Regions from separate parts of the Homo sapiens genome. Here region 1 is linked to region 2. Evidence: read pairs that join two places in POLR2A ChIA-PET (ENCODE). Cell type or tissue: OCI-LY7. All regions are shown on one strand.

The links. Peaks named below come from ENCODE experiments on the same cell type or tissue, not always from the same donor. Only the 100,000 strongest peaks of a DNase experiment are listed, where the experiment ranks them.
Region 1: POLR2A ChIA-PET joins it to region 2 with 8 read pairs; 5 of 35 experiments call an interaction of 5 or more read pairs at or near these places.

The regions. Positions count from the first base shown.
Region 1 is chr19:7,114,712-7,118,711 of GRCh38, forward strand. INSR (insulin receptor) reads right to left here. Exons shown (of 22, transcript NM_000208.4): 22 at 1-2,699. The coding sequence ends at 2,345. Among named protein-coding and RNA genes, the nearest start is that of ZNF557, 47 kb to the left of the region's middle. In OCI-LY7, no CTCF peak of the experiment used is centred here; no DNase peak of the experiment used is centred here.
Region 2 is chr19:7,365,270-7,369,269 of GRCh38, forward strand. All of the region lies in intron 2 of ARHGEF18 (Rho/Rac guanine nucleotide exchange factor 18), which reads left to right. Among named protein-coding and RNA genes, the nearest start is that of ARHGEF18, 18 kb to the left of the region's middle. In OCI-LY7, a CTCF peak has its summit at 1,901; DNase peaks (open chromatin) are centred at 1,632 and 1,912; H3K27ac peaks cover 1,124 bases.

The sequences.
Region 1 (4,000 bases), 250 kb before region 2:
TTCTTTGATAAAAATTTACATGCGCTCCATTTTTTATGAGAGTGATTTTCAGAGTGATTTTATATATTAAAATAAATACTTTTTCCCCTAATATAAGAAAAACCTTTCTGAATTAGAAAAATGTGAAAATTGCAGCTAGTGTAGTATACAACCACTACAAATTTACTAAGAAGAGAACAAAATACCTAGTTCTACGTGTTTTTTTTTTAAATTTAGGTACAGACCCTCATATTTACAAAATAAATTTGGCAAAAATAATTTCTGTACTCTTGCTTCTTGTACCCAATCACTGAGGCTCCTCAGCAATATTTTTACATGCTGTATTTTCCCGAATCATATAAATAAGATAGCAATAGACAATTGGGATTCATGTCTACCTGTGTTCTTAATCAAGAATTGAGAGGGCTTGGAGGTTGCCATTATGACTCTATCCCATTCTTAAGCCCACAACTCTTAAGAGAAGAAGAAAAGGAAGCAGTCAAAAAGTTGTAAGAAAATGCACTCAGGAATAACGCATGGGCGATGATTTTTTGATGAACCAAAGTGATGAGTTCACTGTGTTCTTTGAGCAGCTGTGGTGGTTCTTTTTGCAAAGAGAAGAAACGGTGGATTCACGCCCATTCGGAAGTTCTTGGTGGTGTGTAAGGTCTTTTTCACGGTTTCTCCTCCAGACTCTACTCTCTTAGGGATTGCAACACTGTAAGCACCTGAGCATTCAGCTCAGGCACCACACCTGGCCCAGATGAGGTCACCGGGCTCAGAGCAGCTTCCGGGAGTTCAGTACTGAGGACCGTCAGATGCTCTCAGGGTGGAGGGGACCAAGACGTACTCTCAGTGCACCTCTCTCTTACATTGCTTAGATGTTCCCAAAGTCCATCCAGGTTGTTGTGCTTTGGGATCTGACGTTCTTGGGTTTGCACAATAACGGTTAGGATGTTCACACCCGGGAGAGGAAACGCCACAAGAGGTACACACAGAGAATCAGAGGATGAACACAGGTGTTCTTGAAGGCAGGCTCAGAGCTAGGTAGCTACCAGCTTATCCGAACAGGAACCTTCCAGCAGACCTGGTACCTGAACCAGACCATCCATAAAACCTAGTCTCTCACACACTCCACGTGGCCTCACAACATCCAAAAGTGTTAGCAGCGAACATGGCTTCATTCCCAGAAATGGATGCCTTTAAGACCAAACAAAGAGGCCACTTGTGCCTGACTCCCTCCCCTTCCCGGCCCCACAACAGGCAGACCAACTCATGTCCCCACTCCCCGCCAACCCCGGGGAATAGTCAATAACTTATGAGGCTAATACCAGAGACTTTAAAAATTAAATATGGTACAAATATATTCTCAAAACTCTGTCATCTCAGTTCTTTTTTTTTTTCCTTTTTCCATTTTGTTTTTTCTTTCTTTTTCTTTTTTTTTTTTTAATGTCCTAGCTTGGTTTGGTCTTGAAAAGATTCATAATCACTCCAAATGAAATGCTCCTCCCTTGGCCACCAATGTGAAGGGAGGGTAGAAACCTGAGGCTAGACTTCTGACACAAGAAGAATCTGTCGAGAGCACAGTCTCCCAGTCAATAAGAAGGAAGGAGAGAGGGGGATGAGCTCGCACCCTTGAGAAGAACCTTCATGAGCCAATTCCCAAAGCATCAACTCCGCATGGATACTTTGCACACACATCAGCCGTGTCTAATGGACACACACACGTGCATACACACGTGAGCACACGCCGGGACCACAGACCCTTATCCAAAATATGAAAGCAGCAGCTATTGGTCAATTTGAGGAACTCATTTTGTAAAGAAAAAAAAAATCCTTCAGCCTGGATGAGAGAAAAAAAAAAAACCAAAAAAACCATCTTGAAGCTCAACCTGTAAAACTTGAAATTCTCCTGGAACAGGGCTGGGTGTTTTTGTTTTGTTTTTTCTTTCGAACTTTTGTTCCACAAACAGGAAGTTTTGTCTTTTATACTGAAGCTCAGACACCAGCAAAAAAAAAAAAAAAAAAAAAGAATTTGTAAAAACAGGTGCTTTCTTTCCATCTGCTGGGGGCGGGTGGGGGGAACGAAAAAACACAAAATCCTGGTTTGAAACCGTCGTTGCCCCAAAGGAGCAGCAACTGTGGAAACCCCTTGCCCTCCAGGTTCACAGTTAAATCCTCTGCAGGACTAGTTAAATTGGTAACCAAACGAGTCCACCTTAAGATGAACAGAAATGTATAGGAACGATCTCTGAACTCCATTGGACATGGTAGAGTCGTGAGAATCCTGAGTTTTCCAGAGGCTTTCAAACCAGAGGAAAGCGAAAATGGGAACCCCTGCCCGCCCCCGCCACGGTAGGCACTGTTAGGAAGGATTGGACCGAGGCAAGGTCAGAATCCGCCCGTTTTTCTTGCCTCCGTTCATGTGTGTGTAAGGGATGTGTTCCTCGTAGCTCCGCTTGAAACCCAGCGAGGACCCTCCATCCCGGCCCCCCGCCTCCTCCCTCTGACAGTGCGAGGAACGGTCCAGGGGCACATTCTCCATGTCCTCAAACTCCATCTCCAGCTCCTCACTCTCGGGAGCCTTGTTCTCCTCGCTGTGGAAGAACGACACCTCTGGAAAGCTGGGGTGCAGGTCGTCCTTGAGCAGGTTGACAATCTCCAGGAAGGTTGGCCTCATCTTGGGGTTGAATTGCCAGCACATGCGCATGAGGTCAGTGCTGCGGGGCAGAAGGACACGTCCTGGGTGAGTCTGGGGGCCCTGCCACGCATCCTCCCAAACCCCCACTCTTGTCCCTGCAGCCGACACCCACGGACCACATGTGCTCACATCAGATGCTGGCTGTGTGTGTGGACAATTGTCAAGGCAGAAATAGCATTGCTAGAGGTGCTGAGAGATGGTGTTTTCTTTTTGCTTTTCTTCTTCTTATTTTGGACACAGCGTCTCATTCTGTCACCCAGGCTGGAGTGCAGTGGCATGATCATAGCTCACTGCAGCCTCTGCCTCCTAGGCTCGAGCAATCCTCTCACCTTGGCCTCCCAAGTAGCTGGGACCACAGGTGTGCACCACCATGCCTAGCTAATTTTTGTATTTTTTGCAGAGACAGGGTTTTGCTATGTTGCCCAGGCTGGCCTCAAACTCCTAGGCTCAAATGATCCACCCACCTTGGCCTCCCAAGGTGCTGGGATTACAGGTGTTAGCCACCATGCCTGGCCGCTTTTTTTTTTTTTTGAGACAGGGTTTCTCACTTTGTCACCCAGGATGGAGTGCAGTGGCGCAATCATAGCTCATTGCAGCCTTGAACTCCTGGGCTCAAGCCATCCTCCTGCCTCAACCTCCCAAAGTGCTGAGGTTCCAGGCATGAGCCATCCTGTCCAGCCTGAAAGATGGTTTTGAAAAGGGATTCCTCATTTCAAAACTGGCTCAAGAGTAATCCCAGCACTTTGGGAGGTTGAGCCAGGAGGCTGAGTCCAGGAGTTCAAGGTTGCAGTGAGCTGTGATTGTGCCACTGCGCTCTACCAGCCTGGGTGACACAGCGAGACTTCATCTAAATATATATATATGTACATATGCATATATATTTGGAGGGGGGAATATATAATATGTATGCCTGACAAAATTTTTGTGTGTCTGTGTTTGTTTTTGAGACAGAATCTCACTCTGTCACCCATGCTGCAGTGCAATGGTGCAGTCTCTGCTCACTGCAACCTCTGCCTCCCCGATTCAAGCAATTCTCCTGCCTCAGCCTCCTGAGTAGCTGGGATTACAGGCGCCCACGACCGCGCCTGGGTAATTTTTATATTTTTAATAGAGGCGGGGTTTCACCATGTTGGCCAGGCTGGTCTTGAACTCCTGACCTTAGGTGATCGTTCACCTCGGTCTCCCAAATTGCTTGGGATTACAGGCGTGAGCCACCCATGCCCAGCTACCTGACAAAATTTTAAGTGTATAAAGAATTAACAGGCGGCTGTAATCCCAGCACTTTGGGAAGCCAAGGTGGGTGGATCACGAGGTCAGGAG
Region 2 (4,000 bases):
TACAAAAATTAGCTGCGCATGGAGGTGTGCACCTGTAGTCCCAACTACTCGGGAGACTGGGGCAAGAGAATCGCTTGAACCCAGGAGGTGGGGATTGCAGTGAGCCAAGATCACACCATTGCACTCCAGCCTGGGTGACAGAATGAGGAAAAAAGACACTGAGATGCAAGCAGTGAAGGAATTAGTCCAGATGTCATGGAAGGTCCCGGGTAAAGGATCACAGAACCAGGACTGGAGTTTAGCCCTGCGCCCTCCCTGGGATCTGGACCTCTTTGAAAGAGAACCATGGGATGCAGGCAGTTGGACAGGTAACACGGCAATGGGGGAACGGTGGGCTCTGGGGAAGCAGGCAGGCCTGTGAGTAGGCAGCAAGGCTGTGCCCCCACCCGCTGGCAAATCTGCCCCCTCTTCCTGAGTCTCGATTCTCATCATCCACTTTGTCTTCAGAGCTGGAGACCAGGGCATTTTCCTTGTCCCTTCCTCTCCCATCAGGCACCAAGTCCTGTGAATTTTGAACCCCAAGGACCCTCCATTTCTGTGCATTGCACCCTCCTTCTCCTTCCCTGGTGGTGGTCCCCGTCATGGCTCCCCCAGGTAATCTGCACGGGTGTCCTGGCTGGGCCACCTGCCTGCATCTTGGCCCCATCCAAGCCCATCTCTGCTCTGCAAGCTGAACACATATGTATTTTTTTTTGAGACAGGGTCTCACTCCATCACCCAGGCTGGAGTGCAGTGGCACAATCTCGGCTCACTGCAACCTCCACCTCCCAGGTTCAAGAGATTCTTGTGCCTCAGCCTCCTGAGTAGCTGAGATTACAGGCACCCACCACCACATCCAGCTAATTTTTGTATTTTTAGAAGAGATGGGGTTTTGCCATGTTGGCCAGGCTGTTCTCAAACTCCTGGACTCATGTGATCCACCCGCCTCAGGCCTCCTGAAGTGCTGGGATTACAGGCGTGAGCCACGGCGCCCAGCCAGCAAGCTGAATAATCTTTCTGAAGGCCAATCACTGCCCTCCCTACCACCACTATTGGAAACTTCCAGATTAAATCCATGCTTTGGCCAACCAGACTCGTGTTCCCCAACGGTCCACACCTCAGCCATAGGAACATTTGCCATTTGCTTAAAGGCGCCATGAGCTCTCCAGCCTGCAGACTTCTGGATGTCCTGTTCTTTCACTGCCTGTAATGTGCTTACCTGCAGTATCTGCCTAGCCAGCTCCTACTCAGTCCTCAGACCTTCACTTGCTGCCATTTCCTCCAGGAAGCCCTCCCTGATACTTTTTGGAGAGCGTAATCTGTTCCCCCTCAGATCTTCCCCAGCCTGCTGGCTGGAACCTTCTATCATTCTTGACTATAACGGTTTGGCTTAATCATCTATCTTCTCCAATTAGCTCCATGAGGACAGGGGAGACTGTGTGATTCCATTTGGGGTTGTCAGAGGCTTGCTCAGAGGAAGGGTCCTGACTCCTGAAATTTATTTATTTTATGTAATTTAATTATTTATTTGTAGAGACGGGGTCTTCTCTGTCACCCAGGTTGGAGTGCAGTGGTGTGATCATAGCTCACTGCAACCTCTGCCTCCTGAACTCAAGCAACCCTCCCACCTCAGTTTCCAGAGTAGCTGGGACTACAGGTGCACGCCACCACATCCGGCTAGTTGTTTTTTTTTTTTAAAGATGGGATTTCGCTATGCTGCCCGGGCTGGTCTCAAACCCCTAGTCTCAACTGATCCTCCTACTTTAACCTCCCAAAGCACTGGGATTACAGGTGTGAGCCACGGCCCTGGCCCCCTGACTCCTGAAATTTAAAAACAGCAATATATTATTCTATCCGCCAAGGTTTGCATTGCCCAAGCATCTCATTTCACCTGCACAACACAATCCTACAAGTAGGTGGCAGTATGCCCATTTTAGAGATGGAAAAAACTGAGGCTCAGAGAGCTTTAGGTACTTGATCGAGGTCATGCTAAGCTAACAACAGTTACCATAGCAGGATGCAAACCTTGACTGAGGTCTTTTTACCCAATGACCATTTGAAAACCATCTGCCCTGTGAGGCACGGTGGCTCATGTCTGTAATTCCAGCACTTTGGGAGGCCGAGGTGGGATGGTCACTTTAGCCCAGGATTTCAAGACCAGCCTGGGCAACATAACAAGACTCTGTCTCTACAAAAAATAAAAAAATACTAGCTGGGGCCGGGCGTGGTGACTCACGCCTGTAATCCCAGCACTTTGGGAGGCTGAGGCAGGCAGATCACCTGAGGTCAGGAGTTCGAGACCAGTCTGGCCAACATGGTAAAACCCGTCTCTACTAAAAATAAAAAAATTAGCCAGGTGTGGTGGTGGACACCTGTAATCCCAGCTACTCGGGAGACTGAGGCAGGAGACTCACTTGAACCCAGGAGGTGGAGGTTGCAGTGAGCCAAGATCGCACCATTGCACTCCAGCCTAGGCAACAAGAGTGAAACTCCATCTCAAAAAAAAAAAAATATATATATATATACACATATATATATTTTATATATATATACACATATATATATTTTATATATATATACACATATATATATTTTATATATATATATACACATATATATTTTTATATATATATATTTTATATATATTTTTTATATATATATATTTTATATATATATATAAAAGCTGGGCATGGTAGTGCAGACCTGGAAAGAAGGAAGAAAGGAAAGAAAGAGAGAGAGAGAGAGAGAGAGAGGGAGGGAGGGAGGGAGGGCGGAAGGAAGGAAGGAAGGAAGGAAGGAGAAGACTATCTGCTCTATGATTTACTTGCCATTTTGTTTGAAATTAAGCCACTTTTTTACATGACAAAATGGGACCAGGGACACATTATGCTTTGGTGTGTTATCTTTTTCCAACAGACAACAAGATCAATAACTATTTACATTTTTAAAATAAGCATGTATTCATGTACTATGCAAAACTGTGCGTGGTGAGCCTTTCTGAAGAGTGGGGAACCCTGGGCTGTTTCACCTCTGGATTTGATGGGGGATCCCATCCCCCAAGGCTCCCCCAGGTCTAGGGAACAGGAGCCTGGATTTATAGCATCCTCTTTGGGGTGTCAGGGCCAGCAGGGCAGCGTACGATGCTTACTCAGATACCTGGAAAGACCCCCACTGGGCTGGCTCTCATCTTTTCTTGCCCAAGATATGTCAGAACAAAGGTGCAAGCTCCAAAATAAAAGATGAGACACCCCCTCTCTCCCTCCCTCAATGTACCTACCAGTGGGAGCTGGAACAGCCTGTACTGCCTGGCTCCCCACTCCCCAGCTCCACCCCCATCTCTGGCCTGGCTCCCACCTCTGCCTCCTCTGAGGGAGGCCAGATGCAGGAGAAAGAGGGAGGCTCAGCCAGGCCAAGAGGCTGTCCTGACGTGTTTATATTTACAGGAGGATGAAAACCAGAGACACAAAAAAACCTTCGGGGGCTGCGACAGAAAAGACAGTAGGAGGTTTTCCAGGCACTGGGGGTAGGAATGGAGCCATTTGGGGGGTAAGTGGGAATTTGAAAGGAGGCTGCCGCCCAAGTCACATGAGGGCCAGCCAGAGCTAGAGCTGTGGCTCTTTAGAAAGAGACTGAAAAAGAGGGACCCTGGTGATCAAAAGGCAGAGGGAGGAAGAGGACGCAGAGGAGGAGTCAGCAGGGAGAAGGGAGGGAAATGAGGACGGTGGCCACAAAGGAGAGATTCAAGAAGGCAGGCTGTGGAAACAGCAGAGTGAGTCCTTAGGAAGTTAAACCTAAAATTGACCAGGCGCGGCGGCTCATGCCCGTAATCCCAGCACTTTGGGAGGCCGAGGCGGGTGAATCATGAGGTCAGGAGTTCAAGAGCAGCCTGGCCAAGATGGTGAAACCGTGTCTCTACTAAAAATACAAAATTAGGCGGGTGCAGTGACTCACGCCTGTAATCCCAGCAGTTTGGGAGGCTGAGGCGGATGGATCATCTGAGGTCGGGGGTTTGAGACCAGCC